2 separate regions of the Homo sapiens genome follow, and region 1 is linked to region 2. A link is an interaction called in ENCODE POLR2A ChIA-PET data of the cell type or tissue named here. Cell type or tissue: Panc1. All regions are shown on one strand. Links, peaks and the distances in the headings refer to the core of each region. The heading gives the core; the rest is flanking DNA.

What was found. Peaks named below come from ENCODE experiments on the same cell type or tissue, not always from the same donor. Only the 100,000 strongest peaks of a DNase experiment are listed, where the experiment ranks them.
Region 1: POLR2A ChIA-PET joins it to region 2 with 13 read pairs; 3 of 35 experiments call an interaction of 5 or more read pairs at or near these places.

What each region holds. Positions count from the first base shown.
Region 1 is chr15:79,633,336-79,648,766 of GRCh38, forward strand. No RefSeq gene overlaps it. Among named protein-coding and RNA genes, the nearest start is that of TRC-GCA5-1, 100 kb to the right of the region's middle. RefSeq lists enhancers at 4,272-4,843, 6,246-6,824. In Panc1, for the core only: no CTCF peak of the experiment used is centred there; a DNase peak (open chromatin) is centred at 7,096.
Region 2 is chr15:79,784,630-79,800,060 of GRCh38, forward strand. No RefSeq gene overlaps it. Among named protein-coding and RNA genes, the nearest start is that of TRC-GCA5-1, 48 kb to the left of the region's middle. In Panc1, for the core only: no CTCF peak of the experiment used is centred there; a DNase peak (open chromatin) is centred at 8,552.

The DNA of each region.
Region 1 (15,431 bases), core at 2,750-10,749, 150 kb before region 2:
TTCTGTTGCTCTCACCTGCTGTCTTTCAAAACTGTCAAATATTTCTATATTGCTATCTATTGTCTGTGTTCCCTTGTCATTATTTTCTTTCTGGTTACTTTTAAGTGTCTTTTCTGCTACCTTTGAGAAATGTTCCTCAAGCTTTCCCTTCACATTATGAATTTAGTTTTCTATAATCTGCTCATTATTCCATCTCATTTCATCTTTATAGCAAGGCTTTTATTTTGCATTCTTTCCCTAGCTTTGCCAGCTCTTTTCACATCTCTGTTCCTTGTCATCTTATCACCTCAGCTTCCCAGCTTGTGTCATAGACTTATGTGATGGTTAAATGGCATGTAGTACCTGGGCTTCAATATCAAAGATCTGGTATGGAGTGGAAGACACTGTGGAAAATTGGAGGGCACATCCCATCTGAAGTACCAGTCAGACCAGCCAACTGCTGCCACCGGGCCCTGATGTTGCCAGATCTGCTACTTTTCCAAGAGAATCCAGAAATACGGATTTTAAAATGTAAACTCTATTGACTTTAACACATGATAATATTCCACTTTTTAAGGAAGACTACTTGAGCCATTTCTGTGAGCCAGATGCAGCCCACAGGCCACCTGTTTGCAAATCCTAATGCTTAGGAATATAAAGCTCTGCAGAACTCTAAGCTGAAGACATCAGGTTTTAGAGAAAACAATATGAATTCAGTTTTGGACATGCTCAGTTAGAAATAAAATGGTGAAATCTCCCAGTCAGCAGTTGAAGATATGTGCCCAGAAAATGCCTTTGCCTTGTTCTGAAAATCCAACCCCACCCCCTGCCCCGCTGGGGACATCCAAAGCTCACGTCCCTGACATCTCTGATGATTTTGACACTGCTGATATCCCTCCCCTGACAGCAGCATGGTCTAGGTTCCAGGCTCTGTGCTCAATGATTTACATGCAATATCTCATTTAAACTCACACACACCAAACTTAGGACTTAACTACCATTACTATTTATGAAGAGTAAAATAAACAATAAAAGCTATTGGCCTGTTTGGCCAGGCACAGTGGCTCACGCCTATAATTCCAACATTTGGGAGGGCAGGGTGGGTGGATCACTTGAGGTCAGGAGTTTGAGACCAGCCTGGCCAACATGGTGAAACCCTGTCTCTACTAAAAATACAAAAGTTAGCCAGGCATGGTGGCATGCACCTACTGTCCCAGCTACTTGGAAGGATGAGACAGGAGAATCGCTTGAACCCAGGAGGCACAGGTTGCAGTGAGCCGAGATTGTACCACTGCACTCCACCCTGGGAAACAGAGCGAGACTCTGTCTCAGAAAAAAAAAAAAAAAAAAAAAAAAAAAAAAGCTATTAGCACGTTCAAGGTCAATTTATATTTTAGAAATGTGTGGATTAGACTGCAGAAATAGGGTTACACTAAAACACAGCTCAGAAGGCACATAGGTGCACACACACTCACACAATTCTTCAAGGACTAACAGAATGTAAATATCTGGCGTTGTTTTCATAGCAGCGCATGGTGTAGTCACCATCAAGGAAAGACAGGGAAGGCCCCAAATTGTTGAGAACACGATAACCCTCCACACAGGATGGTGATAGGAAATGGGGGTGTGGATCTTATGAACCTGGGTCAGCAGCACTGTGAGACTCCCCAGGAAAGACACTATTGGGGTACCCCGGAGATTGTAATAGAACAAAGAAAAGAGCATGTGTCTTCTGGTGTAGAAATGCCAATCTATTCAGACTCTCTTAGAACTCCTGGAAACTGCAGGTTCACTGGGGGTAGTAAACAGGCAAGTACAGAGCCCCAGTGCCTTCCCTGTTCACTAAGCAGCATCTTGACCAGAAGACAGAAAACAGCTAAGCTTCACCTCCTTTGTGTCCTGTGTGAGTGTCCTGGCCTAGGAGCAGTCAGTCTGTAGAGCCTTGTTGCTTGGACTCTCTTCTGACCCTTGTACACATCCAGGAATTTGAGGCCTATGATCCAGAAAGAGAGTCAATAATTATCAGAATAGTACACAGAAGCTCAGAGGGGAAGCTACCTGACGTCACACAGCTCATTCGTAGAGGGCTGGGATTTCAACCCCTCACTGCCTAACCTCTGCTCCTCCAAATCCCCCAGCTTCCTGAGGCTGCAGCATCCAGATCTCCATGTATCAGTCCTGTCCCATCACCTGACAAGGCAGATCCATTTGGCATTTTACAGGTACCAGCAGGTGTGGAGGGAAGTCTTATCCCAGAAGTCTCCTGAGTCTGTGCCCTGGTTCCTGCAGTGAGACGAAGCCAGATGGGTTGGGGATGGGAAGCAATATGTCCTGAATGTCAATACACTGGGAGACTCATAATGAGCCATTGTCAGGTTGCCTCCCAGGAGACTTGAAACTATAAAGAAAACAGATCCAAGAGCCCTCTAGGAAAGGAGAATGTTTAAAGGATGCAAGGCCTCCGTTTTTCTCTTTCCCTCCTGTCAAACATCATTTACTAAACTCTGATTTTTAGCAAAAGCAAGTGTTTTATACCCAAAGTCTCTTTTTTTTTTATTAAATACATCCCTGGTTCTTATATTTACAGCCTGAGATGATTTCGACATGGTATTGAAATTGTCAAGGGAAATCAGTAAAGGAGACAATGTTAGAAACAGATTGTCTGAGCTGATGGCTTGAAGAAGTTACTTCAAAGCAAAACAGCAGCAATAAAGAGGAGATGGGCAGCTGTGTGTGAGGAAGGGGAAGACAGAGGAGGAGGCATGACATTTCCTAGCAGCAGGGTGCAAACACATCACAAGGAGGTGGCAGACAGCCCACACTGAAGAATTCTGAGCTTCAGACCAGCAGACATCACCAGACTCCAGACATCAAATGAGATCATTTATGTATAAGCCCTTTGAAGATATAAAGCATTCAGAAGCTTTAAGGTGTCATAATTGTTGCTACCATTGTTACTTAATCAGTGGTGCTGGGTGTCTGTCTTTGGGAGGACACTTTCAGACCAGAGGTGGATGACAAATGTCTTTAATACACAGTTGGCCTCTTTTCTCTCTTAGTTGTCATCCCCAGCACATGAGTCAGACTGTGAGACTGAACAAGACCGAAGCTCTATATTAATGATCACTATCCATCAGGGGTACCCAGTGATTCATAGTTTGCAAAGCATTTTCACTCGCATCATCTACCATCACCCCACAGCAAGGGAGTCAAGGCTGAGATTGACCAGCCCCAAGGGCAGCCCAGCCAAGACAGCATGAGCTTCAGAGTCCTCTCCCCAAGGGCAACGACAGAATTGTCGGCCTCTCCGCTTCCACCTCGCCAAAACAAGGACTCTGCTCTCTTGGTTGCTCTGAGATAATCCATCTCTGGAAAGCAGAAGACAAAGCAGTTGAAGAGTGGGCAAGTTCATCACATCTTCGTACTTTGGAGGTCCCTTTAGCAATCAAAGAAAATGCGTGCCAGTGCCTTCTTCCTTCCTCCCACAATCTCACACACGGTCATCCTTGCATCTTAAAAACACAAAGGCCATTCCCCCTTTCTTGTTTTTATTTGTCTGCCTACCCCACTATACTGTTTGCAGCTTGAGGGGGCTTATTTACTGCAGTTAGCACAGTATCTTGCCTTAGGAAGTATTTGATAGAAGATACTGAATCAGTGAATGGTTTTTGGCATTGCTAAGTTGTTCCACTGGCCATTGGATTTCAGTATCTGGGTCCTTGATGGTTGACCTTTTCCATACTCCTATAGGGGGTACTGTTTTTGTCATTCCCACCTTTTTGGCTGAACCTGATTTTATTCTGGCATTTCCCACGCCCACACTCTTCTGTGCTTGCGGGTCAACCTCGTACCCCGCTCCAGAGATGGCTCCTGATTAGTCCAAGCTCAGTATTTCTGTTTGCATCAAAATCATCTGGCATGCACATTGAAATGCCTATGTCTGGGCCCTGTCCCTAGCAATCAGACTCACTAGGCCCGGGAAACTATATTTTATGAGCTCTGCAAGTAGTTTATTTATTTGGTCAACTTTAGGGTTCCTGGTCTAGGCTAAGTGATCCGTCAGCCCCTCAGCAGATGTCACTGGTTCAGGACAGCACCTAGCCCTTGCTGGTCTCATTAGACTGAAGGGAAATATGAATGTTCCATAGTCCAGGGAGAGGTTTTCTCTCAAACTCTCCAGCTGGATATGAACAAGGAAGAATCTACATTGTCCTTAATGCTACTGCCACCACCTTATACTCATGAGGGGAAGCAGCCTGAAGATCAAGCCACCCCCTGAGGTTAGTGGAGAGAAGAGAGAGAACCTGTGTCCTTGATGACAACAATGGGACACTGAGTCAACCTACCCTGGAGCTTCTCCTAAGTTAACCTTCTCATTGTGTGAAATAACCAATGCCCTTAGTGCATAAGCCACTGTGAGCCAAGTTTCCTATTACTTGCTAAAATCATCCTGATTAATCCAGCTCCTGGCAAGCAGCGGCTGTAGCACATCTAGATGTCCACCTAAGCAGGCAAAATCCAAATAGCAATCAAAATAGTTAATACTCACTGAGTGTTTGCCATGCCAGGCACTGTGCTGAGTGGCTTGTGTTGATTGTTCCATTATTCTTCATAGCCATCCTTGTTAGGACAAACTGCACCACTTTGTAAGCTCCCCACTATTTCACAGACCTTGGTCAAAGTGAAACATTTCATGGGGGTTCAGGCCATGAGAAACATCCTGCCCAACCACCTGACCACAAGGCGGACAAAGGCCCAACTAAAAAAACTTTTCTATCATATCTTGCTGGACAAAGGTCCAAGGAACACAACGATGACATCCTGCCAGAACAAGGGCCAGAACCACCTCATCACGGGAGCATCTTATCAATATCCTGCCAGGCAGCAAGCCATACTGCCAAGATGCCTCCCGCCCATACCTATAAGTACCCCCAGCCTGTAAGCAGTGGTGGGCTCTGGCGTTAGGCTGGTCCCCCACTTCGGTAGGTTTTATGCTGGACATAAAGCCTGCATTATCTGTTGAGTTGCCCTCTTTCTGTGTGTGTGTCTTTCTTCAACCCTCGCCTTCCCTTCAAAACCTAACTGAGGAAACTGAGGAAGGGAGCTTTTAAATAACACCCCAACCCCCACCCCTGCAAAGCAAGTAGCAAAGCCAGGATTTGGATCCAAGAGATCTGACTTCAGTGCTTAGCCTATTAACCACTGATCCAAACTGAGTTGCCGCCTGTTGAAGCCCACTTGTGTTCAAATCATTACTTTTCCAAGAACGGCAGGACTAAATTTCATCCATAGGATTTTACTGTCCAGGAAAATTTGCTGAAGTCCACCAACCTCAGTGCTAATCCATTCCAAAAGAGAGAAAATGCAGCTTCCCATTAGAAAAACATCAGCAGGGCTAGAAGGCTTGGGTGGGGGTTCAAGTCAGTCCCACAGAGCTTGAGTATGTCACGTCCAGTCCTTGGATACTAGAGGATAGAGGGGTTGGGGAAGGAGCAATTGGTGATCTTTTCTGTTCAGATCCTCATCCCGTGTAGATGGTCTATCAGTAACTAAGTAACCTCAGCTGCAATTCAGGACCCAGCTACAGATTTCAAATTCACCTACATGGATGAGCAGAAGTAGGGAATTTGAATGATAAGTAAACATGTTCCAATCACTGTAAAAGGCTCACCTCTGTCTCCCTTACTTCTTGAAGTGAATTAACTTTGAATCCATTTTAGAGGAGACCGCACTTTAAAAATTGAACAGAGATGAAACATGTATCTGTCTCCAAACAGATACCAGTATATCCAAATACCAGTCCCCAACACAAAAAGATAAAGCCAATTCAATCAGCTCGTGGAAAAAAAAAAAAAGAAAAATCAGCCAAACAGTTTTTGTTTCCCATACATTCATTACTTTTTAAAAATCCATGCAGATAACCGATCTGTGACTTTTACTTTTCAACTGGCTACTCTGGTAGCTGAAAAATGGTAGCAGATCTATTTAAAAAAAAAAAAAAGTAGCTACATCTGCTGCTAACATGCTCATAAATGTTTTACAGTTCTCAAGGTACTTTGATGTGTGATACTCTGGTTGAGCTCAGAACATTTGTGCTTCTGACACCTACTTTAGCCTGGGCACTGTTAGGCATTAAGGCTTTGCTCGCTACCCAGAGTGGTCCCTGGACCAGCAGCTTTGGTATCACCTGGGAGCTCATTAGGGAAGCAGCATCTTACCCACCCCAGACCTGCTGAATCAGACTCCGAATTTCAGCAAGATCCTCTGGTGGCTCCATTGCTCATTACAGTTTAAGAAGTAACACTGTAGAGGATAAAGTGACAAATAAGACATGTCGCTTGTCCTCAAGAAGCTAGGAAACTTGAAAAAGAGAGGATCACAGAATTGGATAATCACAATACACTGTGTTAGATGATGTGATGGAATAAAGCTCAGAGGGCCCTGGGAGCCCTAAGGAGGGTCATGCTGGCCCCTGGCAAAAAGTGATCTTAAGCTGACCCCGTGAAGTAGAAGATCACCTTTTGAGAAGGTGCAGGAGATAGTTTCCACAGACAAGAGGCCCTGCCAAATGAGTGTGCATGTCTGGGGATGTACTCCATGCCCAAAGCCTTATCAGGAAGCATTAGTGATGCTCCTCTTTAGGCACCAGCGGCGTCCCCATACCACAGATAAGGAGGGGACTTTGTGTGTCAGAATCTGGGCAGCATGGAGGGGTAGAAGTGGAAGCAGAGGCTATTTGTTTAGCAATAACTCTGTGATCCCTATTATATGCCATTATGTTTCACTTAGCTTTCACTTAATAATAATTTAGTTTGCATGTGCTTCTGGGCTAATGCTTTGTCTAGCCATAATAGAATGCAGGGACACCTAAATTACCCATAGAATAATCAAATTAAGTAAAAATGCCTCTCTCTTTGCTCACCGCATGGAAGAGGTCACTGACACCAAACAATGTCATTTCTGGTGCCCCCATAAATGACTGAAGTCAGACCTTTCTGAGCTGATGAACCCAGCCTAAGATTCCACAGGCTCTGAGTCATGGTGGTGACACAGCAACAGCTCTAAGATAGGAATTGGAAGTAGGAAAAGAGCTACCCCAGGGAGGGCCTGCAGTATGCCACGAGTGGTGCTGGCCACCTTCCCAGAAGGATTTTCTTTTGTCCTACAGTGGACCTGCCCCAGTTGACAAACAGCAAAGCAGAGGTGGGAAAGGCCTCTGCTGCTGAGGCATATCAGGCTCCAAACTCCTCCTACTCCCCGTGTGACTATTTCCCATATAAAGTACTATCTCCCAAAATACTTCATTCTTTTCTGCCATCCTTCCCACCTCCATTCCTCTCCTTCCTTCCCTCAATCTTCCATCACCCCAGACTCAGTGTCTCAGGCATTTGCCAGCAGCACTCATCACCATGATGCCTACAGGTCCTGCTGACATCCTCTTAGTGTGTGCTCCAAAATGCATTTATATCTGCATTTCTGCTTCTGATTGTTTTCTGCCTTTTAACAGCATTGATCCTAGTCTCCACTTCAGCTCTCTTCCATCATGCAACCCCCATTCCCAGTGATCAATAGGTGCTTTCACCTGTAGCATCTCATATCTTATATTCTATTTATTCCTGGCTTTCAGGACAGATGGTAAGCATCATAGAGGCTGCTGATCCAGTGATTGTAGTGATGTTGAGGCAGGATGAGAGTAGAGGGTAAATAGGCAGGGTGCTTAAACAACATAACCTGAAAAAGAAAAGCTAGCAAGAGCTTGAACTGTGAAGGAGGGAGCAAGGTTGATGGTCAAAGACAGTGCTCAACATCAAATGCAAAAAGCAAATTTGCAATATGAATGACCCAAAAAGCTTAATGTCAGAAACTGGGAGAATCCTAAGAAGTGAAGAGTAGCTTAAAGTAAGTCTCTTATATAGATCCCATGGCAAAGGCTCATTCTCTGATGAGACCAGCTGGAAGAAACCTGCTGATCTAGTCATACGTGGCTTTAAAAGCTCTTTCGTGAGGAACTGAAGGCTGAATGGCCTACCGACTGGGCAATACCATCTTTGGTTTGGAGCTTATTTTTGGTCTGTGCAATCCCTTCTTAGGTGGTTTAATCAAATCAGCAAAAGTGGAAGGCTGCCCTTCTCCCATGGGTCCTAGTGACTATTTTCTGAAACTCCTTTGGGTGTACCTGTATTGAGTTTAGTGGAACAAGGGGAAACATATTCAGACTTCACAGCTCATAGTAGGATGACCTATTTTCAGCTACAAAGTAAGGAAGAATGCCTCTCACCCTACACATGTGTACACACCCATTTGCAGAAGTTACCCAAACAACCACTGTAAAGTCAGTGGCAAGAGTAAGAACTGGTTTAGAACAAGACCAGTAAAAGAGCAGAGAGTAAATATTTTAAGCCTTGTGGGTCACTCAGTCCCTGTCACTCCTACTCAGTTCCTCCACTAGCAAAAATGCAGTCCTAAATAATACATAAATAAATGAGTGTGCTGTGTTCTAATATAATCTTATGTACAGACAATAAAATTTAAATTTCATGTAATTTTAATACATCATGAAGTATCATTATTCTTTTGCTTTTTTAAAAACAATTTCAAAATGTAAAATATATTTCCTAGCTCACAGGCCAACAAATCAGGCAAGCAGGCTAAATTTGCTCTGTGAGCTGGAGTTTAGCAACCTCTAGGTTAAGAGATCTCTGTATAAAACATAATCCTAGAATTAAAATTAATCCATTTTCCAGAATATTAGTCACCCTCATAGCTGTGGTTCTCAATCCTGTAGGCAAATCAGAATCATCTGTGGATTTAAAAAAAAAAAAAAAAAAAGTATTTAAAAAAACCTTTCCAAACCTACCCAGTTAGAGTCTCTGGGATTGGTAGGGTTATTCTATTGAACTGCTATACCATAAGTTATTAACATAAATTATTAAATCCCTTGTGATCTAATTGTGTTCTTCAGATAAGGTCTTAAATTTTTAATTGCTGAGCTACCAAGTCAAAGGGCAAAATATTTCTAAGTTTTCAGCTATGTTCATGATGGTGCTGAGTTTAGATTTTTAGAAAAAAAAAAACACATCCTCTTGCTCTAAATCAAAGCAGTAATTAATCTTAAACATAACCATACTTTTAAAAAAAGGTTAACAGGCCAATGCATGGGCATCTGCCCTGCCATCACTACCGCAGCACTCTTCACAATAACAAAGACATGGAATCAACCTAAATGCCCATCAGCAGTAGACTAGATACAGAAAATGTGGTACATATATACCATGGAATACTACACAGCCATAAAAAAGAATAAGATCATTTCTTTTGCAGGAATGTGGATAGAACTGGAGGCCATTATCCCAAGTGAACTAATGCAGGAACAGAAATCCAAATACTGCATGTTCTCACTTGTAAGTGAAAGCTAAACATTGAGTACACATGGACACAATGAAGGGAGCAATAGACACCAGGGCCTACTTGAGGGTGGAGGATGGGAGGAGAGTGAAGAGTGAAGAGTGAAATACTACATATCGGGTGCTATGCTCATTACCAGAGCATAATAATCTGTATACCAAATACAGAAATAATCTGTACACCAAACCCCCATGACATGCAATCTATCTATGTTAGAAACTTGCAAATGTACCCCTAAAATTAAAGTTAAAAATGAATTTTAAAATAAATGACAACATAGGGGACTGGCAATAAAAAACAAAGTAAACATCTCAATGAATCGGAAATAGGAGAGCAACACTTAGTCTTGGGCAGGGGTAAGACTGTGGACCTACTGGGACCCAGAGCCTTTAATAGACCTGCTATGGTTTCACTGTGTCCTCTCCAAAATTCAGGTGTTACCAATGTGATTGTATTAAGAGGAGATTAGGCCATGAAGGTGCCTCCTTCATGTTGGAATTAGGTACCTTTACAAAGGGGCTTGATGGGGGAAACTGATCCTAGCTTGCTCTTATGTTATGCTCTTCCACCTTCCACCATGTGGAGATATGACAAGAAGTTCCTCCCCAGATTCTAGTGCCTTGGTCTTGAATTCCCCAGCCTCTAGGACTGTGAGAATATAAGTTTCTGTTCTTTATAAAGTATCTAGTCTTAGGTGTTCTGTTACAGCAGCACAACATAGACTAAGACAAGATGGAAGCAGCCCATGTTCATCTTCTGCAAGACAACACAAACAAGCTCCTAACACCTGGCAGGGGATGTGTGTCAGGCCTTCCACATGAAACCAGGGACAGTGATAGGGCTGAGGTGGGGATCCCTGACTCACAAACAGCAGTTTAAAGAAGCTAGGGCCACCTCCTGGCTATTTACATTAAACTGTTGTCCAAGGTCACAGGAGGGATTACAGACACCTACACATCTAGTATGTTGGCCAGGCTACCCACTGGCTCAGTAATCTTATCTGAAATGTCCCTGTGGGATAGGAGCCTCAAGCCTCTAACCTAAGATCTAATTCTGAACTGAATGAGCCAGGGGGAGATGACTTAAAACTTCTAAACACAGAGAAATAAGAGTTGGAGAAGAAGAAGAAGAAGAAAAAAAAAAAAAAGCCAGGAATGGCTTCTCTGCACACTAGAATTACATGGCATTTGAGGACAGTGAATGCTGCAGGAGACAGACAATGAGCATAGCTTACAGAATAATTGAGTCCAGAAAGTTGTAAGACAAGAAAGTAATCATCTTCTTTAAAAAAAAAAAAAGGGACTCTAAGGAAAGGATGATCAATACTATCAAAATGCTGTAAAAGGTATAAATTTATATATTTTAAACACTGAGAAACAATCTATGTATTTGTCCAAATCACCAGGAAGAGACTTCCAACTAACATTAAACATGATAGATTGAACATACTGTTAACTTCAATTTCTTCAATCTCAAAAATAACAATGAAGTGACAAAAAGGCATAAATCAGTCTCTTAAGGCTTGAGCCTGGAAACCAGCCCAGCATCACGTTCACTGCATCCTGTTGGTGAATCAGCGACAGCACTCAGATTCAAATGGAGAACACAGACTCCACCTCTCAGTGGAAAATGTGTCACAGAATTTGGGGGTTATCTTTTAAAACTACCTCAGATATGAATGATAGAAAAAAAATGTCAACAACCATATAATAGGAGCCTGAAAAGAAAAAAAAAAAGGACAAATGAAAAGACAGAAACATTTGAAGATCTAATGACTAAAAATTTCCCCAAACTGTAAAACTATGTAAATTCTCAAATATAAATGGCTGTTAGAGTGTCAAACAGAACAGATGAGGGGCAAAAACAGACATATTGTGGTGGTGAAATTAAATAAAATACACACAAACAAAGAGGCTATCCTAGACATTTCCAGAGAGAAAAGGCATATCTCCTAAAGGAATAAGCCTCAGAATAACAAAAACCAATAATAGGTAATATTTTCATGTAAAAATAAAGAGTTTAAACCTAGAATTTTAAATGTAGAAAATAAAAAGCATCCTCAGATTTACAAAACCTCATAATGTTTATCATCCTACGACTGAAATCATCCTTAGAAAGATGTCTTAGCAGTAACAAAAATATCCGGACAATTCAACAATATCTACAAAATAAATGACTTAGTAAAATTTAATGTTGACTAAATAAACAAAAACAAAAAAAGGATACCCGTTACATTTCAGAACTAAAATTCTAGATGATACCAAAATACAGGGGTGGAGGGCAGGGAGGAAAGAAGTAAAGAAGGGGAAACCAGAGGAAGTCAATGGCACACTAAAGCATTTGTCTAGTCTGGAGCATGACATAATTATAGATAAGGGTAAGAAAGTGACAGAGAAAATGGACATAGCTGTGGGGATGAATAATCAAGGGTAATCTGGAAAAGACTGAAAAGAGAATATATAACTTTGAAGTCAGCAGAAGAAAATATTAAGTAGAAAATAGAATAAATAAATAAAAATAAATAGAACAAAATAAGATGGCAGAAAATGCCCCATCATTACATTAATTACAATAAATGCAAATGAAGTGAACTTACCCAAGGAAGCTCTTCTATTAAATTTAAGAGGGAATAAAAGAAAGAGGAGCAATAAAAATCTAACCACATTCAGCAATGCATTGCCTACAAGAAACTTTTTTTTAAATGATACCAATAAAGTGGGAAGAACATATACCAGACAAATATGAACCACACCAAAAAAGCAAGTTTAATATCAGACAAAAGATAATCTTTTGGGTAAAATATAAAAGACAAAGCTATATATTATACACCAATAAAAGGAAAAATAAAGATGATGTATATCTAATAAGATATCAAAAATGTATAAAGCAACATAACAGATATAAATACAAAGAGAAAGAGAAATAAGTTAACCATTCTAATAGGAGATACAACATTTCTTTCTTAGAAACTGATCATATGATTAAAAATATGCAGATATAAAATATTGCATAGCATAATTAATATGTTTGACATTTTAAAACATGTGGGGACTTTATATGTTCAATATAAATGTAGCATTCTTTTGAACATACATAGAACTTTGTAGGTGGTATTTATTAGGCTGCACAGAAAGCCTCAATTAATTCCAAAAAAATTGAGGTCACATTAAGAATGTTCTCTGGTAATGAAAGTAGGAATAAAAAATAAAAGCTATCTGTTAATTTTTAAAAGGCTGAATTGCTGAAAGTTTAGAAGCATACCATTAAAATAAAGGAAATCACAGGACAAATTGTGGAATACTTATTGCTGAATGACAAAACGTTACAAGTCAAAATATGTGAGATATAACTAAAGCAAAAGGATATTTTTAGTTCTAAGTATTGCATTCATAAGCAAACAAGAAATGTTGACATAATAGACAAACTATTTAATCCAAGAAGCAAGAAAAAAGAACAAATAAAAGAAGCAGGAAGTAAATATCAAAGATAAGTACAATTAGGGAACTAGAAAATAATAGTTCCCTATCAATCAAGCTACTGAAAATGAAAGACTTCTGGTGAGACTGACTATAGACAGAGGGAAAGAGAAAGGATGAAGTAAACAGGACAAGAATAAGAAGGGAGAAATAATTACATACACACAAGTATTTAAAATATGATGAGTAAAATAAACTTGAAAACCAAGATGAAATTAAAAATTTCTGAAAAAATACAAAAACACCAAAATTGACACAAGAAGAAATAGAATGCTAGTTAGACCAATACATACAAAAGGATTTTAAATGCAATTGAAGACCTCATCTGCTGGCAAAATGTGGCTTAAACATAGGGTCCTCCCAATCCTTTCACAAAAACAAAAAAGAAAAACCATACGCAATGTCTTAAATCAAACTAGCCAATAAAATATTCCCAAGAACCTCAGAACATGGACTGCAAACAACGGCAGCAAGAGTCTCACAACTGTATGGGCACAACCAGGGGGCATACAATTGGACTCCTGGACTCTAAGAGCTAAGAAATCTGGAAATCACCTGCAAGCACTCACCCCCTCAAAGGAATGGATCCCTCAGACCAGAGGACCCAACTGTCCAATATGATAACAACAGTCAAAAAGAAAGTGGGTTTTTCAAGTTCTAATTTGTAGGTAAGTTACCCAAAGATTATGATGGAAGGTTTGAAGGGGTGGGACTGGTCAGAAATCTCAGGGAAAGGACAGAGCCCTGTACTAAGGAGAAACTACTAGGAGTAGTTTTACTAGGAGTAAAACACAAATTGGTCAGGATGGAAATGCTTGGAGTGAAAGGAGAAAAAGGGTCAGATATTACCAGGGAAGACAGATCTCAGTTTGATATTAGAAAAGCCATTAATATAATTCATCACAGGGCTAATAATAAAAATCATATCATCTCCATAGATACTGAAAAGAAAAATCAAAACAGTCATAAAAAATTGAAGAATATTTCCCAAGCATGATAGAATACACATACTATAGCTCCAACCCGGCATCTTACTTAATGGGAAATCACTAGCAAATATTTTTTTTTAAGTTTTTTTTTTCCTTTATTATTATACTTTAAGTTTTAGGGTACATGTGCACATTGTGCAGGTTAGTTACATATGTATACATGTGCCATGCTGGTGCGCTGCACCCACTAACTCGTCATCTAGCATTAGGTATATCTCCCAATGCTATCCCTCCCCCCTGCCCCCACCCTACAACAGTCCCCAGAGTGTGATGTTCCCCTTCCTGTGTCCATGTGTTCTCATTGTTCAGTTCCCACCTATGAGTGAGAATATGCAGTGTTTGGTTTTTTGTTCTTGTGACAGTTTACTGAGAATGATGATTTCCAATTTCATCCATGTCCCACAAAGGACATGAACTCATCATTTTTTATGGCTGCATAGTATTCCATGGTGTATATGTGCCACATTTTCTTAATCCAGTCTATCATTGTTGGACATTTGGGTTGGTTCCAAGTCTTTGCTATTGTGAATAATGCCGCAATAAACATACGTGTGCATGTGTCTTTATAGCTGCATGATTTATAGTCCTTTGGGCATATACCCAGTAATGGGATGGCTGGGTCAAATGGTATTTCTAGTTCTAGATCCCTGAGGAATCGCCACACTGTCTTCCACAATGGTTGAACTAGTTTACAGTCCCACCAACAGTGTAAAAGTGTTCCTATTTCTCCACATCCTCTCCAGCACCTGTTGTTTCCTGCCTTTTTAATGATTGCCATTCTAACTGGTGTGAGATGGTATCTCCTTGTGGTTTTGATTTGCATTTCTCTGATGGCCAGTGATGGTGAGCCTTTTTTCATGTGTTTTTTGGCTGCATAAGTGTCTTCTTTTGAGAAGTGTCTGTTCATGTCCTTCACCCACTTTTTGATGGGGTTGTTTGTTTTTTTCTTGTAAATTTGTTTGAGTTCATTGTAGATTCTGGATATTAGCCCTTTGTCAGATGAGTAGGTTGCGAAAATTTTCTCCCATTTTGTAGGCTGCCTGTTCACTCTGATGGTAGTTTCTTTTGCTGTGCAGAAGCTCTTTAGTTTAATTAGATCCCATTTGTCAATTTTGTCTTTTGTTGCTATTGCTTTTGGTGTTTTAGACATGAAGTCCTTGCCCATGCCTATGTCCTGAATGGTAATGCCTAGGTTTTCTTCTAGGGTTTTTATGGTTTTAGGTCTAACGTTTAAGTCTTTAATCCATCTTGAATTGATTGGCTTCATCCCTGGGATGCAAGGCTGCTTCAATATACCCAAATCAATAAATGTAATCCAGCATATAAACAGAACCAAAGACAAAAACCACATCATTATCTCAATAGATGCAGAAAAGGCCTTTGACAAAATTCAACAACGCTTCATGCTAAAATCTCTCAATAAATTAGGTATTGATGGGACGTATTTCAAAATAATAAGAGCTATCTATGACAAACCCACAGCCAATATCATACTGAATGGGCAAAAACTGGAAGCATTCCCTTTGAAAACTGGCACAAGACAGGGATGCCCTCTCTCACCACTCCTATTCAACATAGTGTT
Region 2 (15,431 bases), core at 4,828-12,827:
CATAGCTCAGAATAATAAGAGCTATTTATGACAAACCCACAGCCAATATCGTACTGAATGCACAAAAGCTGGAAGCATTCCCCTTGAAAACTGGCACAAAAGAAGAATGCCCTCTCTCACCACTCCTATTCAACATAGATTGCCCTGGCCACAACTTCCAATCAGGCAAGATAAAGACATAAAGGGCATTCAAATAGGAAGAGAGGAAGTCAAAACTATTTTTGTTTGCAGGCAACATGATCCTATATCTAGAAAATACCATTGTCTCAGTCCAAAAGTTTCTTAAGCTGATAAGCAACTTCAGCAAAATCTCAGGATACGAAATCCATGTGCAAAAATTGCTAGCATTCCTATACACCAACAACAGGCAAGCTGAGAGCCAAATCATGAATGAACTCCCATTCACAATTGCCACAAAAAGAATAAATACCTAGGAATACAGCTAACAAGGGAAGTGAAGGACCTCTACAAGGAGAGCCACAAACCACTGCTCGAAGAAATCAGAGATGACACAAACAAATGGAAAAACATTCCATGCTCATGGATAGAAAGAATCAATAGCATGAAAATGGCCATATTGCCCAAAGCAATTTATAGATTCAATGCTATTCCCATTAAACTACCATTGACATTCTTCACAGAACTAGAAAAAAAAAGATTTAAAAATTCATATGAAACCAAAAGAAAAGCCCAAATAGCCAAGACAATCCTAAGCAAAAAGAACAAAGCTGGAGGCAGCATGCTACCTGACTTCAAACTACACTACAGGGGTACAATAACCAAAACAGCATAGTAGAATAACAGATACATAGACCAATGGAACAGAACAGAGAACCCAGAAATAAGACTACACACCTACAACAATCTAATCTTTAACAAACCTGACAAAAACAAGCAATAGGGAAAAAATCCCTATTTAATAAATTGTGCTGGGAGAACTGGCTAGTCATATGCAGAAAATTGAAAATGGACCCCTTCCTTGCACCATATTCAAGAACAAACTCAAGATGGATTAAAAACTTAAATTTAAAACCGAAAACTATAAAAACCCTAGAAGAAAACCTAGGTAATACCATTAAGGACATAGGCATGAGCGAAGATTCCATGATGAAATCACCAAAAGCAATTGCAACAAAAGCAACATTTGACAAATGGGATCTAATTAAACTAAAGAGCTTCTTCACAGCAAAAGAAACTATCAACAGAGTAAACAGACAACCTATGGAATGGTAGAAAATTTATTCAAACTATGCATCTGGCAAAGGTGTAATATCCAGCATCTATAAGAAACAAACAAATTCATAAGAAAAAAAAACCCATAAAAAAGTGAGCAAAGGACATGAACTGACACTTCTCAAAAGAAGATATACATGTAGCCAACAATCATATGAAACAAAGGTCAACATCACTGATCATTAGACAAATGCAAATCAAAACCAAAATGAGACACCATCTCATACCAGTCAAAATGGCTATTATTAAAAAAGTCAAAAAACAATAGATGCTGGCAAGGTTGTGGAGAAAAAACGATATGCTTTTATACTGTTGGTGGGAGCATAAATTAGTTCAACCATTGTGGAAGACAGTGTGGTGCTTCCTCAAAGACCTACAGACAGAAATACCATTCAACCCAGCAATCCCATTGCTGGGTATATGCCCAAAGGAATATAAATTGTTCTGTTATAAAGACATATGCATGAATATGTTCATTGCAGCACTATTCACAATAGCAAAGACATGGAATTAACCCAAATGTCCATCAATGATAGACTGGATGAGGAAAATGTGGTACATATACACCATGGAATACTATGCAGCCATAAAAAGGAACAATATCACATCCTTTGCAGGGACATGGATGGAGCTGGAGGTCATTATCCTTAACAAACTAATGCAATAAGAGAAAACCAAATACCACATGTCCTCACTTATAAGTGGGAGCTAAATGATGAGAACACATGGACACATAGAGGGGAACACTTACACACTGGGGACTACTAGAGGGCAGAGGTTGGGAGAAGGGAGAAAATCAGGAAAAATCATTAATGGGTACTAGGCTTAATACCTGGTGATGAAATAATCTGTACAACAAATCCCCATGACACATGTTTATCTATGTAACAAACCTGCACATCCTGCACACGTACCCCTGATCTTAAAAGTTAAAAAAAAAAAAATAACAGCAAGGTAACATGTTCTCTTTTTCTTTGCTTTTGATGGGCAAGAGAAAGATGAACAAGGACAAACAAAAGAGTAACGGTACCACAGTGCAACTTAAGGCCTTCACCCAATGGAGAAAGAAGGGATAAAGGGCATTAACATTTATTTTGAGGCTGCTCCCTACTAAGAACTTCACCGGCATGTGTATCCTCATTGGATGGTTGTGAAGTAGGTTCACCATGCACTAGTTCCCAACTTGTCTGAGTCAGTGAGACAGAATACATTCATATACAAGTGACAAGAAGCAGGTTCATTACTTACAGATAGACAGCAAGGGATGACAGAAACCTAGCATTTACTGTGACCTGGTCCCCCCAAGCTTAGAAAAGCTGCCTGGGGTAGATGGAGTCTTATCTTCACATGGCACACTTGTACCACAGCTGAGGAACCCCAAATGGCAGCCTGTCCCGGATTATATACCTCTGGGTAACATGACATACTGGGCTAAGGTGTTGAAGAGCATTCCTGTTCTCCAGGGGGGACTTAATAGAGCCTGGGATGTTCCAGTCAATTCCCCCTTATCTCAGGATGTTGCATTGCCAGCACATTCTACAGTTATATTTGAGAACTACAAATGAGACAGGTGCAGGGGAGAAACTAAATCAGCTCAAGGCCACCCAGATAATCGTCCTGCAAGGGTCACCTCGTCCTTTGAATTCAGATAGAATTGACTCAAACTTCCTCTTTTGGGCTCTATGGGGAATCCAATCCCTCTCTAAGATTTCTGTGAATTCCTTCAGCCCTAGATTCTCGTAGGAACACCTTTACTCAAATGCCCTGTGTCTTCTGGGTTTCACTCACATCCCATTCCATTTGTTTCTCCCTCAAACATGCAGCACAATGTTTTTCTTTGACTTCTCCAAATTTTATTTATTTATTTATTTATTTATCATTCTTTCTTCTGCCTTCCTCTCTTTCTTTCTTCTCTTCCTTCTTTCCGTTTGTCTGTCTTTCAGTCTTCCAAACAAACATTTGTTGGGCATTTACCATGTACTCAGCAACTATGCTAGGTACTGAGGACAGACTGATGAGTGAACTCAGACATGCTGTCATGCAGCTTACAGTAGAAAAGATGGACAGGAGTCAAATAATGATACAACTTGACACAGAATCATAGAGTCATAAGAACAAAAGAGCTGTACATAAGGCTGGAGAGCACCTTACAGCCTGGCGGGTCAGAGAAGACTTTCCTGGGTCAATGACATATCCTTGAATTCTAAGGGATAGATAGGAATTGACTCAGCGAAGAGAAGGCAGAAAAGAATACCAGGCAGAGGGAATCGCATATCCTAAGTCCCCGTGGAAGAGGGAGCCGAGGAAGCCAAAGAGTGCCACATGAGCAGTATATGCAGAAAGAGGGCAAGTGCCATGAGAGACAGGGGAGGAGCTGTAGGTGGGCTGTGGCATGCAGGTCAAGGCAAACATGTGGTCTTTCACCTGAGAGCAAAGCAAAGACAGCAAGGAATTTCAGGTGTTGGTGGGAGGGAGAGTCTAGGGTGGGTTAAGGTGTGATGAAAGGCATGGCTATAATTTTCAAGAAAAAAAAAGGTGGCCGGGCGCGGTGGCTCACGCCTGTAATCCCAGCACTTTGGGAGGCCGAGGCGGGCGGATCACGAGGTCAGGAGATAGAGACCACGGTGAGACCCTGTCTCTATTAAAAATACAAAAAATTAGCTGGGTGTGGTGGTGGGCGCCTGTAGTCCCAGCTACTCAGGACGCTGAGGCAGGAGAATGGCGTGAACCCGGGAGGCGGAGCTTGCAGTGAGCCGAGATTGCGCCACTGCAGTCCAGCCTGGGCAACAGAGCCAGACTCCGTCTCAAAAAAAAAAAAAAAAAAAAGAAAAGAAAAGAAAAAAAAAAGGTACTTGTACAAATCAATGAGTATTTGAGTATTGCAAATGTAATTACCAGTATAACCAATACCCAAATAAGATACAGAATAGTTCATCTCCTCAGAAAGTTCTGTCAATCCTTTCCAATCAACCTCCAACACCCCCACCCACAATTACCACTGTTTTTATTTTTCTCACCATAAAATAATTTTGCCTGTTCTTAGACTACAGAGGAATCCTATGGCATACATTTTATACCATGGCTGCAGTGTGAACAGCAGATTGTAGAGAAACAATAGTGGATGTGAAGTGGCCCAGAGAGAGATAAAGACCATTCAGACAACCATAGTGATGGTGGAGATGGAAAGAAAGTGCATAGATTGAGGAGGGAGCTATTTCTTTTTTTTTTTTTTTTGAGATGGAGGTTCGCTCTTGTCACCTAGGCTGGAATGCAGTGGCACAATCTCAGCTCACTGCGACCTCCACCCTCCTGGGATCAAGCAATTCTCCTGCCTCAGCCTCCTGAGTAGCTGGGATTACAGGTACCCACCACCATGTCCAGCTAATTTCTTGTATTTTTTGGTAGAGATGGAGTTTCACCATGTTGGCCAGGCTGGTCTCGAACTCCTGACTTCGAGTGATCCACCCACCTCGGCCTCCCAAAGTGCTGAGATTACAGACGTGAGCCACTGCGCCTGGCCAGAGGGAGCTATTTCTCAGGTAACATCAACAATGAAGGACTGGATGTAGAGCTTGAGAGAGAGAGAGGTGTCATGGGTAACATAGGCATTAGTGTGTTTAGCAGACTTTGAAAGTTTGGAAACTTGGAAAGTCCAATAGACCCAACAACTTAAAATTGTGCATAAGAATGGGGGTTCCTTAAAATATTAAACATAGAGGCCGGGCGTGGTGGCTCACGCCTGTAATCCCAGCACTTTGGGAGGCCGAGGCGAGTGGATCATTTGAGGTCAGGAGTTCGTAACCAACCTGGCCAACATGGTGAAACCCCATCTCTACCAAAAATACAAAAATTAGCCAGGCATGGTGGCGGATACCTGTAATCTCAGCTACTCGGGAGGCTGAGGCAAGAAAATTGCTTGAACCCCGGAGGTGGAGGTTGCAGTGAGCTGAGATCGAGCCACTGCACTCCAGGCTGGGCAATAAGAGTGAGACTCCGTCTCAAAAAAAAAGAAAACATAGAATCACCATGTGATCCAGAAATTTCACTTCTGGGTATAGACCCCAAAGTACTGAAAGCAGGAATGTGAACAGATTTTGTACACCCATGTTCGTAGTAGCATTATTGACAATAGCCAAAAGGAGAAGGCAACCCAAATGTCCATCGACAGTTGAATGGAAGAATGGATAAACAAAATGTTGTATATACATACAATGGAATATTATTCAGCTTTAAAAAGGAATGAAATTCTGGCATATGCTACAACATGAGGGAACCTTGAGGACATTATGCTAAGGGAAATAAGCCAGTCACAAAAGGACAAATATTGTAGGATTCCACTTATATCTTGGCACCTAGAACAGTGAAATTCATAGAGACAGAACGTCAAATAGTGATTACAAGGGGCTAGAGGGAGGCCAGGAATAGGGAGTTAGTGTTTAGTGTTCAGGTTTGGGTTGATAGAGTTCTAGAGCTATATGGTGGTGATGGTCACACAATAGTGTGAATGTACTAAAAGTCTATACATTTAAAAATGGTTCAGATGACGCCAGGTGTGGCGTCTCATGACTGTAATCCCAGCAATTTGGGAGGCTGAGGAGGGAGGATTGCTTGAGTTCAGGAGTTCAAGACCAGCCTGGGCAACAGAGCAAGACCCCCCATCTCCACAAAAATTAAAAATAAATTAGTCAGGCAGGTGGCACGTGCCTATAGTCCCTGCTACTTGGCTAGGTAGGAGAATCACTTGAGCCCAGGAAGTCAAGGCTGCAGTGAATCATCATTGTGTCACTGCACTCAGACTGGGCGACACAGAGTGAGACCCTGTCTCAAAAAAAAAAAAAAGTTATGATAAATTTTATGTAATGTATATTTTGCCACAATAAAAAAATCTATTCAAAAAAGTGTGATAACATCATTGAATATTCATTTTCTGTGTCAAATTTTTAAATATTTCTTTTAAATCACACATAAGACAATCTTCTTAAAACGCACTGGGCATTTCTTCAATAGTCTGAAAGCTCCCCTGGTGGTTTTCCACAGGTGCCCACCCATCCACAGTCTCAGTCCCAACCACTGTCTCTGCATCCTCCCCCCACCATCTCTTCTCTGCTTCACCCCAAGTTTCTGTCAATCCAGCTATTAATGTTTCTTCCATCTGCTGCCCTGGTTTCTAGTTCCACCTTATCTTCCATGAGCCATCCTAATGAGCTTCCAAAAAGTCCTACATTTTTGTTTAAGCTGGTTTATGTTAGGTTTTCACACCAGGAAGCCAAAGAGTAAAGGACTTCATGTGTTTATAGTAAGTGCAACGGAAAACATATGACTATTGACATAAAACCTACCACTAATATCAATAAATGTATATAGGCTAAATGCACCCACTCAAAAAAACTGTTAACAAAATAAATACAACCCTATGTTTTTTCAAGAAACACATACAAAACTAAGTAATCAGAAAGATCAAATTAAAAAGTAAAAAAAAATTAATTTTAAATGGCAAAGATAAAATGAAAACAGGTGTCATGGTCAAATATGCTATCATTTAGAACTAAAAGCACTAGACAAGATAAAGAAGGATACTTTATGATGCTAAAAGCTATCATGTATAATGACGTTATTGTTGTTAATCTGTATGCACAAAATAATACAGCAACAACTTGCACAAAGCAGAAATTATAGAAGACAAAAGGAAAAATAGACAAACTCACACTAATAATAAGAGAATTTAAAATACCTCCCTCAGACTTAGACAAATTAAGGGAGAAATACTTAGCAAGGATATAGAAAATCTAAATCAATCAAAAAATATATCTAACAACTATATATTCAAGCCTATATCCTGATAATCTCCTTCTCAGGTACATATAGATCAGTTATGACAAGAGACTATATTTTAAGCTACAAAGAAAATCTAAATTAATTGCAAAAATAGAAATGTCAAAAGCTTATAACCACAATACAATGAAACTATAAATTACTGACAAACTGTTTGAAATAATGCCTTTTACCTGGAAATGTTTTAAAACTCTTTATTAAACAACTCGGGTCGAGGGAAATGCAAACTGAAATTGCAAAATTTCTAGAAAACCCCAATAATGACAGTACTAGATACTAGTCACTAGTATCTAGAAATACAACTAAAGTAGTGCTTTTAGAGAAAAAAAAATCTATATATCCTTAAATAACTATATCAATAAGGATAAAAATGAAAATAAGTTATTTAATACCCAACTCAACTAATTAGAGAAAGGAAAATGAAATAAATCAGAAAAAAAATAAGGAAAACATTCAAAAGAATAAAAGCAGAAATTAATTATTAAATAAAAATTAATATATTTTGAATGTATCAATTAAAAAGAAGTAGGGGAAAATGTAAGTATACAAAATAAGAAATTTCAAAGAAGAAATATTCGTGACAGGAAATTTTTAAATCATGAGAGATTAGTATGTACAAACCTATATAAATAATTTTTCAAAGATAAAGTGAATAACTTCCTCGGAAAATATAATTTACCAAAACCGATCACAATAGAGATATAAAGTCCAAATAGGACACTGTCACTGAGGAAATAAAGTCATCAGAGTGAGTCTCCAATGACCCCTAAAACAATCACCAGGTGCAAATGGTTTCACAGGAAAGTTCTAACTAAAGTTCTAAAGATCAGATTATTTGCAATGGTAGTATTCTAGGGAGTAAAGGATACACACGTAAAAATATTTTAATACCAAAACCTACAAATATTTCACAGAAAAAGTCTAATCTCACTTAACAATAAGATGTAAAAATGAATCAGTTTAGAGCTCTGGGTACATGATGACTATAGACAATAGCATTGGTGTAAATCTAGGTTCATGCTAAATGCATATATTTTAGCTGCTTTTGCCTCAGGAAAGTGGGTAGCAATTTGAGATAACAGGTATGTTAATTTGCTTTCCCATAGAAACCTTTTTACTATCTGAATGTATCCTATAACATCATGTTGTATACCCTAAACATATACAATAAAAATTTGTTTTTGCTTTCATTTTTTGTTTTGTTTTGTTTTGAGACAGGGTCTCACTCTGTCACCCAAGCTGGAGTGCAGTGGTGCAATCATGGCTCACTGCAGCCTCGACCTCCCAGGCTCAAGCAATCCTCCAACCTCCGCCTCCTGTAGCTGGGACTATAGGCACAAGCCACCATGCCCAGCTAATTTTTGTATACTTTATAGAGATGCGGTTTTGTCATGTTGCCCAGGCTGGTCTCACACTCCTGAGCTCAAGCCAACCTCCCGCCTCAGCCTTCCAAAGTGCTGGGACTACAGGCATGAGTCACTGTGCCTGGCCTAAAATTTATTTTTTTTTTTAATTATTAGAGTTTAATGCCAACAACAAAAATACATCATGACTAAGTGTGATTCATTCCAGGAATGCAAGGAAGGTTCATATTAAGCAGTCTATTGGCCAGGCATGGTGGCTCATGCCTATAATCCCAGCACTTTGGGAGGCCGAGGCAGGTGGATCACTCGAGGTCAGGAGTTCAAGACCAGCCTGGCCAATATGGTGAAATCCTGTCTCTACTAAAAATACAAAAATTAGCCATGCGTGGTGACAGGTGCCTCTAATCCGAGCTACTCGGGAGGCTGAGGCAAAAGTTTTGGCTTGAACCCCAGAGGCAGAGGTTGCAGTGAGCCAAGATCATGCCACTGCACTCCAGCCTGGGCGATAGATAAAGACTCCATCTCAAAAAAAAAAAAAAAGAAGTCTGTTAATATAAGTCCCCATAATAACATAGTTGAAGAGAAAAACCACAGAATCATCTTCACAAGTAATAGATAACTGTATTGATGGGAACTTTTGGAATTTCTCTTATAGTTGCTTCTAGTTTCCCAGTGAAATAGGAAACAAGGTCATCAGCTGAGAGTGAGAAATCAGGAACGGGGAAAAACATGAAACATGAAATCGTTGTCTAAGAAACTGTTTATCTTAACTAAATTAAATGAAACTGTTTCAACTATAGAAGATTATTTCTACAATGCTCCTCTGAAGAAAGATGTTTTTCTAACTCCATGTTAGCCAAATCCATCCCTTTTCTCCAATTCAAATACATTATTTCTGTTCTGTCACTAACAGGACTTGAGGCCTTAAGTCACAAAAAATGATTCCTATAGAGTTGGAACTCTATAGGAATGTCCTATCAGTACCTTCCTCCTGGGCAGTCCCTAACCTCCCTCTCTGCTCCCAGTCTCACCTTCTTCCAGTTCATATTTCATATTCAGGCATTCAGTGTAAATTCACTAGTAATTAGCAAAACAAACTCATCTTTCAGGATGATATAGATGCCATCTCAATTCCACATCCAAGAATTTACCCTACAAATATATTGGCCTATATATTTAATGGTGTATGTACATGTATGCTCACTGCAGAATTATTTGCCTAGAAAACAACTAAAATGACCATCAACAAAGGACTGGATAGAAAATATTGTTACCAGCATACAATGGAAAACTATGCAGACTTAAAAAGAAAGTTAGGTAGATCTAGGTATGCTGATTTGGAAAGCTGCCCAGGCTATATTATGAAGCACAGGGGAAATGTTATTTTAGAACCATATTAATAATACAATTCCATCTTTTTAAAGCTATATATTACAAATAGGAATTCATCATTATCCAAGAAGTTGCACATCAGTTGCAAGGTTATGAAGAAGTTAAAAAAAAAAAACAATTTGTTCTGAGATGAGATCTCGCTATGTTGCCCAGGCTGGTCTTGAACTCCTGGGCTCAAAGAATTCTCCTGCTTCAGCCTCCTGAGTAGCTGGAACTAAAGGTATGGGCCATGATGTCCGGCTCCAAAAACCTTTATAATAAGAAAATATTATTATTAGCTCAGGTGCACTGACTCACACCTAGTTATCCTAGTGCTTTGAGAAGCTGAGGTGGGAGGATCGCTTGAGCCCAGGAGTTCAAGGTTACTGTGAGCTGTGATCATGTCATTGCACTCCAGTGTGGAGACGCAGTGAGACCCTGTCTAAAAAAAAGAAAAAGAAAAGAGGAAAAAGAAGAGAGAAAATGCTATGAACATTTTCTGTTTCTAAAATTAAAATTAGTGCCCAAACACATCCCATGCCAATCGCAGCTCAACACTTTAACCAATTTCTATCAACCCAATTAGCATCTTCCTCATGTGGCCACTGGTCCACAGGAAACATTAAGGGATGTACTCACCATCTCTGCATCATTTTCAGAAGCACTAGGTTTTTCTGATGCTCCTGTGCCACTATTTATAGGAGCAATCACTAGAGCACCTTATAAATCAGGAAATTAGATCTCTTATTTGCCAACTGACTTGTTTAAGGTCATATATCTAGTTAATGGCAAAGTTAAATCTTGATCATGCTTATTCCCAAGGTTGTGCTGCTATTTATATCATTCAGCTGCCTCATCCTAGCCATCCTTCAGGGCTGCCAATCAGATGTCACTTACTCCATGAAGCTTTCCAGGATGCCCTTAGCAGGAAATGACATCTCCTTTCTCTGAACCACAACAGGACCCGAATCCCTCTTGTGGACTTTGTTCCTGCCTGCTTTGCTGGAACTGCTGATATAAGGACATATCCTCCAAGTTCTCTTTGAGGAAAGTGCGCTCATTAACTATGTTTGTATAATAGCCAGGGTCACGATTGGGGTGAGGCAAGTGGGGGGCCTGGAGTGCAAAATTTAATGAGGAATTCACTCTCAGAGTCACACATGTACAGGGTTATTTGTCTCATCTTAGTTCCAACCCTGATAACATTTGATAGAAATACAAGTCTACCATATTCTGTAATATAGTGTCCGGTACTGTAATAATCAGAACAGCTTTAGATTGGTGGGTGAACCACCCAAGGTCAGCCAGCTAGCCATTGATGACACAGGGATCCCTATGCTTGTAGATTTCCAACTTATAACATGGCATAGAGCATTGCACTGGGTTCCTGGGGAAGACTAGAAGGGGAGGGAGACTAGAAAGATGGTGAGACGGCTGGGCGCAGTGGCTTATGCTTGTAATCCCAGCATTCTTGGAGGCCGAGGCAGGTGGATCACCTGAGGTCGAGATCGAGACCATCCTGGCCAACATGGTGAAACCCTGTCTCTATTAAAAATACAAAAATTAGCCGGGCATGGTGGCGTGTGCCTGTAATCCCAGCTATTCAGGAGGCTGAGGCAGGAGAGTCGCTTGAACCCAGGAGGTGGAGGTTACAGTGAGCTGAGATCACGCCACTCCACTCCAGCCTGGCAACAGAGCAAGACTCTGCCTCAGGAAAAAAAAAAAAAGAAAGAAAGAAAGAAAAATAAAGAAAGATGGTGAGACATGGGTGCCACCTCAAAATGCTCACATACAAGGAGCCCTGGACAGCAGCTACTAAGTTCCAAAGCTGATTGCAGATGAGAGGCAATCTCCCTTTGCCAAATTCCATTTTCTGTCATTTCCAAAACAGTGATTTATTAAATAAATCATGAAATAACTTAAAATTAGATAACAAAGTAAAAAGAAATTGGATAGATAAAATGAGGCTATTTATCATTTTCTTTGTTTTAGGGTCTGAAGCACTTCCTTCCATTTGTATTCACAATTGAATGTGCTCATTGCTAGGCTGAGCTGGCCAGCAGATGAATGAGGCCAACCAGCCAGCTCCCAACATACTCCTCTGGGCCATCTAGAGGGTCCTGGTGCTCAGGCTTCATTCTAACCATCTGCAAATCACTCCTTAGAGACAGGGAGTGGGGAATTGAGTTAGGCTTCTATTTGCAATAATGGAAATAAGAACTGAGGATTCCACATGGGCACAAAGAGGGGAACGAAAGACACTGGGGCCTATTCAAGAGTGGAGGGTGGGAGGAGGGAGAGGGTCCGAAAAAATAACTATAACCAGGTACTACGTTTAGTACCTGGGTGACGAAATAATCTTTACAACAAACGCCCACAACACGAATTTACTGATAAAACAAACCTGCACATGTATCCCCGAACCTAAAATAAAAATTAAAAGAATAAGAAAATTAAAAAAAAAAAAAGAACTAAGGGTTCCATCGACTTGTGGCTGAACTGTTCTTAGATTTCAAAGAAGCCTCTGAAACCAGGCCACTCTCTATGCCCCCAGGTGGATGCATGATCCCAAAGTCACTCTCCCTGGACTTGATATTGCTGAGAACAGCAGCCAAACCAGGCGAGTCAGTACGGAACAGCATCCAGGGATGACGCCTGTATTTATTCTACCACGAAAGGCCGAATCAGGAGCCTCCTTTAAGTCAGCTTGATCTGTCCCGAACTGCTGGCCTTCCTTATCTGTGCCTGTGACATCTTCCAACCAATCAGTAGACACATCCATAATGTACCCTGTCTCATAGCTTCTCTACAAAGATGGGTGAGATATGGTGTCTCACTCTTATTCCTCCCCTAACCTGACAGTCTCTGGGGTAACTGGAGCAAACACAGCAAAAACTCATTGGTTAAAAAAGACTTTCAAGTTGATAAGTCAATTTAAAGAAAGCAAGAAATTCTTAATCCTTTATGGCTGATGTGCAATCATCAAATCACATTATCACAGACCTCTGTTCCTTAGTGTTTTTTTATGTTTAAACTGTCCTTAGTCTTCTCAAGAAGACTAAAGACCATTATACACTATATCGTAATTAATCGCTGATAAACAAACTAAGGACCTATTAAGCACCTACCCTGGATAAAGCACAGGGTTAGACATGGAGGTAGAAAAACAAAGAAGATACCAGCTCTGCTGACAGCTCTGGATAAAGAACTCACTTGTGGTAGAATCAATAGAAAACCGAGTCCTGGGAGGGATGAGGCCGACGAAATGACAGACCTGTAGCACTGGGAGCTGGGAGCGAGGTTCGAGGAGGCCAGTCCACTGTGTCTAGTCCTTTCACTGTTTTTGAACAGGTGGTTCATTCTGCTTGAAATGGCTCTTTCCCCGTTTTCCATCTAGTGAGCTACCTCTCATCCTTTTAGCCAGTTTTGGTCAATCAGAGGATAGCATTTGGGGCAGGTGCACCTTGAGACGAATGGAAGCCCCACGTGTAGGATAGTTTAGACAGCATTTACCCATTTCCCTTTCCCAAGGTTATCTGCCAAAAAATTAAAAAAATAAAAAATAAAAAAGCACTGGGTCTTTCAGTTTCACTGAATTCATCTGGGCTGCCCTAACGCAAAGCTATGTCAGGGAAGTCTAACTGCCTGCATGTAAGAATTAGGACCATCTCAAGACCAAATTCCTGAAATCTCAACTTTAAGCCTGACTGGTTAGAAGACGCTTCTTCGAATTTACACCTGCTCCTTATTATGTTCCTGATCGTTTCTCTACCCAGAGCAGCTGTAGCTTCCCCTAAGGGCGGCCCTGCCTGTGGCCCTGTGAATAAACATGTCTCTCCAGACCAAAGGAGTCATAGGGGGCTTTGTAATCACAGCTTATGAGTTGTATACACTTACTTAAATGGGCTTGATGCTGTTGATAGTGCTGTTTCTGAAAGAAGAGCTGACATAGGGAGAGTAATTCGAGGCTTTACCTGTTTCTTTTGCAGCTTTATTGTGATATAATTCAGATACCATAAAATTAAGTAGTTTAAATTGCATAATTCAGTGGTTTTAGTATATTCCAGAGTTGTGCAACTATCACCACAAGCAGTTTTAGATCACTTTCACCATTCTAAAAAGAAACATCATACCCATAGCAGGCACTCCCCATTTTCCCCCAACCACCCTGCCCCAAACAAGACACTGCACTTTCTGTCTCTATAGATATGCCTATTCCGGACATTTCATGTCACTGAAATCATACAGTATATGACCTCTGTGTCTGTTTCTTTCATTTGGGATACTGCTTTCAAGGTTCATCCATGTCATAGCATACATCAGTGTTTTAATTATTTTTATGGCTATGTAATATTCCATTGTATGGATAGACAACATTTTGTCTTCATTCATCAGTTAATGGGCATTTGGACTGTTTCTAAATTTTGGCTATTTACATTCAACATATTTGGCTGTTACGTTCAAGTTTTTCTGTGGATGTGTGTTTTCATAGCTCTTATTTGCTGGATCACATGGTAACTGTATTTAACATTTTGAGGAACCCCCAAACTGTTTTTGTAAAGTAGCTACATGATTTTCCATCACCACCAGCAATGTATGAGGCCTCCAATTTCTGCCACATCCTCATCAACACTTGTTATCATCTGTGTTTTTTATTTTAGCCATACTAGTGGTTGTGAAGTGGTATCTCATTGTAGTTTTTATTTGCATTTCCCTAATGACTAGTGGGTTGAGCATCTTTTCATGTGCTTTTTGGCCATTTTTGTATCTTTTTGTTTGTTTGTTTGAGACAGGGTTTCACTCCCATTACCCAGGCTGGAGTGTGGTGGCGCAATCTTGGCTCACTGCAACCTCTGCTTCTCAGGTTCAAGTGATTCAAGCCTCCCGAGTAGCTGGGATTACAGGCACGTGCCACCTCACCCAGCTAATTTTTGTATTTTTAGTGGAGACAGGGTTTCACTGTCAAGGCTGTTCTTGAACTCTTGACCTCAAGTGATCCGCACACCTTGCCTCCCAAAGTGCTGAGATTACAGGTGTGAGCCACCGCGCCCAGCCCATTGTTGTATCTTATTTGGAGAAATGCCTATTTAGATCCTTTGCCTATTTTAATTGGGTTGTCTTTTTACTATTGGGTTGTAAGTGTTCTGAATACCAGCCCCTTATCAGGTTGTAAATATTTTCTTCCTTCCCATGGGTTCTCTTTTCACTCTCTTGATGACATCCTCTGAAACACAAAACTTTTTAATGTTGACAAGGTCCAATATATCTAGTTTTTTCTTTTGTCACATTTGCTTTTTTTTTTTTAAGACGGAGTTTTGCTTTTGTTGCCCAGGCTGAAGTGCAGTGACGCCATCTGAGCTCACTGCAACCTTTGCCTCCCAGGTTCAAGCAATTCTCCTGCCTCAGCCTCCCAAGTAGCTGGGATTACAGGCACCCGCCACCATGCCCGGCTAATTTTTGTATTTAGTAGAGACAGGTTTCACCATGTTGGCCAGGCTGGTCTCAAACTCCTGACCTCAGGTGATCCACACACCTTGGCCTCCCAAAGTGCTGGGAACACAGGCATGTGCCACCACGCCCGGCCCCCATATTTGCTTTTAATTTCATATTTAATAAAGTATTTCCTGACCC